2 separate regions of the Homo sapiens genome follow, and region 1 is linked to region 2. A link is an interaction called in ENCODE POLR2A ChIA-PET data of the cell type or tissue named here. Cell type or tissue: OCI-LY7. All regions are shown on one strand. Links, peaks and the distances in the headings refer to the core of each region. The heading gives the core; the rest is flanking DNA.

Region 1 (2,893 bases), core at 300-2,799, 88 kb before region 2:
CAGACCCCCCGCAACCGAGGCATGTTCATGAAGCCGGGGACCCTGTACGTGTACATCATTTACGGCATGTACTTCTGCATGAACATCTCCAGCCAGGGTGAGCAGTGCTGGGGCACGGGGGGTTGGAGGGCCGGCAGAGCCCTGTCCGCTAGCAGCCAGGGGACCACTAGGAGGACTGAGGTGGGGCCAGCATTTGAGCGAGGAGGTGCCACTTCCAGGCCAGGCCAGGGTTTCGGGAGCTCTGGCTACGCTGACGGGGCAGGGCTGGTTAGGTTAAAGGGGTAGAAAGGGCCGGGTGGGGCCGGGCGCGGTGGCTCACGCCTGTCATCCCAGCACTTCGGGAGGCCGAGGCGGGCGGATCACCTGAGGTCAGGAGTTCGACACCAGCCTGGCCAACACGGTGAAACTCTGTCTCTACCAAAAATACAAAAATTAGCTGGGTGTGGTAGTGGGCTCCTGTAATCCCAGCTACTAGGGAGGCGGAGGCAGGAGAATCGCTTGAACCCGGGAGGCGGAGGTTGCAGGGAGCCAAGATCGCGCCATTGCACTCCAGCCTGGGTGACAGAGCGAGACTCCATCTCAAAAAAAAAAAAAAAGGAAAGGAAAAGAAAGGGTTGGTTGGAGTGGAGGCAGAAAGAAGGCCGAGGACACAGTGTCGCCTGCCCTTGACGGAGGCAGCACATGAGGATGAGAAGCTGATTGGAGAAGAGGATGACTGCAGTGCTAAGAGCAGCGTGGTCAGGTTGCCAAGGATGGAGCAGTGGGCACAGCAGGGGGACTTAGGGTCGGCGGAGGAGTCGGTGAGGAAAGGGAGGTTTGGCAGGAAGTGATCAAAGGGGTCATGTTTTTGTCAGGATGTGGGACTTGGATGTGTTCTGTGTGAAGGAGCCAGGGCACGGGGCTGTGGTGATGAGGGCGGCCAGGCTTTGACTCATTTGCAGGCGGCTCTGTGGGGGCTCAGTGAGACAACGAGGGGCGTGTGCCCTGCACCCACAGGGATGTAGAGGGTCCTGCTCCTCCCTACTGAGGTGGGTCAGGGTGGGCAGCAGGCACCCCACCTGGTGAGCTGGAAGCAGCGTGGGAATCACAGAATGGACGGGAACTTAAAGGCTTTGCTTGGCCTGGATTTTATCTTGAAATACTTTTGACAGCTGGCTGGTTGAGGGTATCTGCTCACAGGAACGCCGCATTTGCTGGCTTTGTCCACTAGTGCTCGCCCCTGGCTGCTGATGCGGAGCCTCACGTGGCCGCAGCCCAAGAGTAGGGACTGGCTTGGCCACCTCCAGGCTAAGCTTCGGACTCCCAGGTGGCTGGGAGGGCCAGGGGTGCACAGGTGCATCAGAGCAGGTGCTGCCTTGCTGGAGGGCCAGGGCTCTTCTGGCCAGGGTCCAGGTCATCATTGTCCCCAGCCAGGAATCCAAGGGGCCTTTCCAAACCTGCAGGGCAGAGGGAATTCGGGTATCTGTGCTTGAGTGAGCCCCTGGGCCCAGGAGCCTTCGCTTGCTGTCTCTGTTTCTCAAGGGGCCTGGCCTGGTGAGGGAGGGGGCTAGGCTGGAGGAGGGATCCCAAGGGAGGTGAGGGGGCTTTGTCAGCCTCCTCCTGCCCTGCCTGTGCAGGGTGTTGCAGTCAGTCCTTCCACTGAGTCATTGCATGGGCTCTCCCAACATCCGGTGCACACTGGCAGCTGCTCTAAGCCAACTCCTAGCCCCCACCACTTGACCAACACAAACACTGAGTGGGTGAGGCAGAAGGGGAGCGCTGGGGCCTGGCTAGGCCAAGGCTTCCTGCTTCCTGGCTGAATGATCGCACCCGAGGACTGGCTCTCTGGAGCTTCCTTTGCTGGCTTTATAGCTGCTGCCAGTCACAAGACCAGGGGAAGCCAGGTGGAAAGGAACTGATACCCAGCATTTGTCATGTGTTTTTAACAGTCTGGCTTTGTGGGGGCGGCCACAGTGGGGGAGGCCCTGCCTGGTGGTGGAAGCCAGAGGTGCCCACAGGAGGCACACCTCATGGTGCAGGCTTGGAGGATGGCAAGGTAGGCAGAGGGGTCTGGACACAGTGAGGTGCAGCCCCCTCCCACCAGGTCAGACCCAGGAGATGGTGCAGGTGCACAGAGCAGGTCCCTGGCCCAGGCAGGAAGGCAGCTGCACCCTCCCTGCAGCACAGGATGTCTGGATGTGTACTAGGGCAGAGAGGACAGGAGCCTAGGGAGGCTCCACTTCCAAACTGTCCGTCCCACAGGGGACGGGGCTTGCGTCTTGCTGCGAGCACTGGAGCCCCTGGAAGGTCTGGAGACCATGCGTCAGCTTCGCAGCACCCTCCGGAAAGGCACCGCCAGCCGTGTCCTCAAGGACCGCGAGCTCTGCAGTGGCCCCTCCAAGCTGTGCCAGGCCCTGGCCATCAACAAGAGCTTTGACCAGAGGGACCTGGCACAGGATGAAGCTGTATGGCTGGAGCGTGGTCCCCTGGAGCCCAGTGAGCCGGCTGTAGTGGCAGCAGCCCGGGTGGGCGTCGGCCATGCAGGGGAGTGGGCCCGGAAACCCCTCCGCTTCTATGTCCGGGGCAGCCCCTGGGTCAGTGTGGTCGACAGAGTGGCTGAGCAGGACACACAGGCCTGAGCAAAGGGCCTGCCCAGACAAGATTTTTTAATTGTTTAAAAACCGAATAAATGTTTTATTTCTAGAAAACTGTGCCTTAGCCAGAGCTCCTCTAGGTGATCAACCCATGTCTGGAGCTAGCTCTTCCTCCAGGACACGAGAGCTGGGGGCCTGAGTACGTAGCGCCAGGCCCGGTGTGGATGCTGGGGAGAATCATCAGTGTGGGAGCCGAAAGCCCCCGAGGGTGGGGTCCTGCACAGTGGGCCATGCCTCCACCAGCAAGATGTGCACAGGTG
Region 2 (2,893 bases), core at 147-2,646:
GATGGTCTCGATCTCCTGACCTCGCATCTGCCCGCCTCAGCCTCCCAATGTGCTGGGATTACAGGCGTGAGCCACCGCGCCCGGCCTTATGTATTTATTTTTTTGAGACAGAGTCTCGCTGTGTCGTCAGGCTAGAGTGCTGTGGCACGATCTCGGCTCACTGCAACCTCCAACTCCCTGGTTCAAAGGATTCTCCAGCCTCCACCTCCCGAGTAGCTGGGATTACAGGCGTGCACCACCACACCCAGCTAATTTTTGTATTTTTAGTAGAGACGGGGTTTCTCCATGTTGGTCAGCCTGGTCTCGAACTCCCGACCTCAGCTGATCCACCCGCCTTGGCCTCCCAAAGTGCTGGGATTACAGGCGTGAGCCACCGAGCCTGGCCAAACCATCACTTTTCATGAGCAGGGATGCACCCACTGGCACTCCTGCACCTCCCACCCTCCCCCTCGCCAAGTCCACCCCTTCCTTCCTCACCCCACATCCCCTCACCTACATTCTGCAACCACAGGGGCCTTCTCTCCCCTGTCCTTTCCCTACCCAGAGCCAAGTTTGTTTATCTGTTTACAACCAGTATTTACCTAGCAAGTCTTCCATCAGATAGCATTTGGAGAGCTGGGGGTGTCACAGTGAACCACGACCTCTAGGCCAGTGGGAGAGTCAGTCACACAAACTGTGAGTCCATGACTTGGGGCTTAGCCAGCACCCACCACCCCACGCGCCACCCCACAACCCCGGGTAGAGGAGTCTGAATCTGGAGCCGCCCCCAGCCCAGCCCCGTGCTTTTTGCGTCCTGGTGTTTGTTCCTTCCCGGTGCCTGTCACTCAAGCACACTAGTGACTATCGCCAGAGGGAAAGGGAGCTGCAGGAAGCGAGGCTGGAGAGCAGGAGGGGCTCTGCGCAGAAATTCTTTTGAGTTCCTATGGGCCAGGGCGTCCGGGTGCGCGCATTCCTCTCCGCCCCAGGATTGGGCGAAGCCCTCCGGCTCGCACTCGCTCGCCCGTGTGTTCCCCGATCCCGCTGGAGTCGATGCGCGTCCAGCGCGTGCCAGGCCGGGGCGGGGGTGCGGGCTGACTTTCTCCCTCGCTAGGGACGCTCCGGCGCCCGAAAGGAAAGGGTGGCGCTGCGCTCCGGGGTGCACGAGCCGACAGCGCCCGACCCCAACGGGCCGGCCCCGCCAGCGCCGCTACCGCCCTGCCCCCGGGCGAGCGGGATGGGCGGGAGTGGAGTGGCGGGTGGAGGGTGGAGACGTCCTGGCCCCCGCCCCGCGTGCACCCCCAGGGGAGGCCGAGCCCGCCGCCCGGCCCCGCGCAGGCCCCGCCCGGGACTCCCCTGCGGTCCAGGCCGCGCCCCGGGCTCCGCGCCAGCCAATGAGCGCCGCCCGGCCGGGCGTGCCCCCGCGCCCCAAGCATAAACCCTGGCGCGCTCGCGGGCCGGCACTCTTCTGGTCCCCACAGACTCAGAGAGAACCCACCATGGTGCTGTCTCCTGCCGACAAGACCAACGTCAAGGCCGCCTGGGGTAAGGTCGGCGCGCACGCTGGCGAGTATGGTGCGGAGGCCCTGGAGAGGTGAGGCTCCCTCCCCTGCTCCGACCCGGGCTCCTCGCCCGCCCGGACCCACAGGCCACCCTCAACCGTCCTGGCCCCGGACCCAAACCCCACCCCTCACTCTGCTTCTCCCCGCAGGATGTTCCTGTCCTTCCCCACCACCAAGACCTACTTCCCGCACTTCGACCTGAGCCACGGCTCTGCCCAGGTTAAGGGCCACGGCAAGAAGGTGGCCGACGCGCTGACCAACGCCGTGGCGCACGTGGACGACATGCCCAACGCGCTGTCCGCCCTGAGCGACCTGCACGCGCACAAGCTTCGGGTGGACCCGGTCAACTTCAAGGTGAGCGGCGGGCCGGGAGCGATCTGGGTCGAGGGGCGAGATGGCGCCTTCCTCTCAGGGCAGAGGATCACGCGGGTTGCGGGAGGTGTAGCGCAGGCGGCGGCTGCGGGCCTGGGCCGCACTGACCCTCTTCTCTGCACAGCTCCTAAGCCACTGCCTGCTGGTGACCCTGGCCGCCCACCTCCCCGCCGAGTTCACCCCTGCGGTGCACGCCTCCCTGGACAAGTTCCTGGCTTCTGTGAGCACCGTGCTGACCTCCAAATACCGTTAAGCTGGAGCCTCGGTAGCCGTTCCTCCTGCCCGCTGGGCCTCCCAACGGGCCCTCCTCCCCTCCTTGCACCGGCCCTTCCTGGTCTTTGAATAAAGTCTGAGTGGGCAGCAGCCTGTGTGTGCCTGGGTTCTCTCTATCCCGGAATGTGCCAACAATGGAGGTGTTTACCTGTCTCAGACCAAGGACCTCTCTGCAGCTGCATGGGGCTGGGGAGGGAGAACTGCAGGGAGTATGGGAGGGGAAGCTGAGGTGGGCCTGCTCAAGAGAAGGTGCTGAACCATCCCCTGTCCTGAGAGGTGCCAGGCCTGCAGGCAGTGGCTCAGAAGCTGGGGAGGAGAGAGGCATCCAGGGTTCTACTCAGGGAGTCCCAGCATCGCCACCCTCCTTTGAAATCTCCCTGGTTGAACCCAGTTAACATACGCTCTCCATCAAAACAAAACGAAACAAAACAAACTAGCAAAATAGGCTGTCCCCAGTGCAAGTGCAGGTGCCAGAACATTTCTCTCATTCCCACCCCTTCCTGCCAGAGGGTAGGTGGCTGGAGTGAGGGTGCTGGCCCTACTCACACTTCCTGTGTCACGGTGACCCTCTGAGAGCAGCCCAGTCAGTGGGGAAGGAGGAAGGGGCTGGGATGCTCACAGCCGGCAGCCCACACCTGGGGAGACTCTTCAGCAGAGCACCTTGCGGCCTTACTCCTGCACGTCTCCTGCAGTTTGTAAGGTGCATTCAG

Evidence for each region. Peaks named below come from ENCODE experiments on the same cell type or tissue, not always from the same donor. Only the 100,000 strongest peaks of a DNase experiment are listed, where the experiment ranks them.
Region 1: POLR2A ChIA-PET joins it to region 2 with 7 read pairs; 8 of 35 experiments call an interaction of 5 or more read pairs at or near these places.

Annotation. Positions count from the first base shown.
Region 1 is chr16:83,160-86,052 of GRCh38, forward strand. MPG (N-methylpurine DNA glycosylase) reads left to right here. Exons shown (of 4, transcript NM_001015052.3): 3 at 1-97; 4 at 2,242-2,687. The coding sequence ends at 2,618. NPRL3 (NPR3 like, GATOR1 complex subunit) reads right to left here. Exons shown (of 14, transcript NM_001077350.3): 14 at 2,227-2,893. Among named protein-coding and RNA genes, the nearest start is that of MPG, 6.4 kb to the left of the region's middle. RefSeq lists enhancers at 449-1,304, 2,012-2,131 and a silencer at 1,852-1,911. In OCI-LY7, for the core only: no CTCF peak of the experiment used is centred there; a DNase peak (open chromatin) is centred at 1,782; H3K27ac peaks cover 2,004 bases.
Region 2 is chr16:171,438-174,330 of GRCh38, forward strand. HBA2 (hemoglobin subunit alpha 2) reads left to right here and starts at 1,439. Exons shown (of 3, transcript NM_000517.6): 1 at 1,439-1,570; 2 at 1,688-1,892; 3 at 2,035-2,273. The coding sequence starts at 1,476. The coding sequence ends at 2,163. RefSeq lists enhancers at 428-1,168, 1,908-2,647, 2,648-2,893. In OCI-LY7, for the core only: no CTCF peak of the experiment used is centred there; no DNase peak of the experiment used is centred there.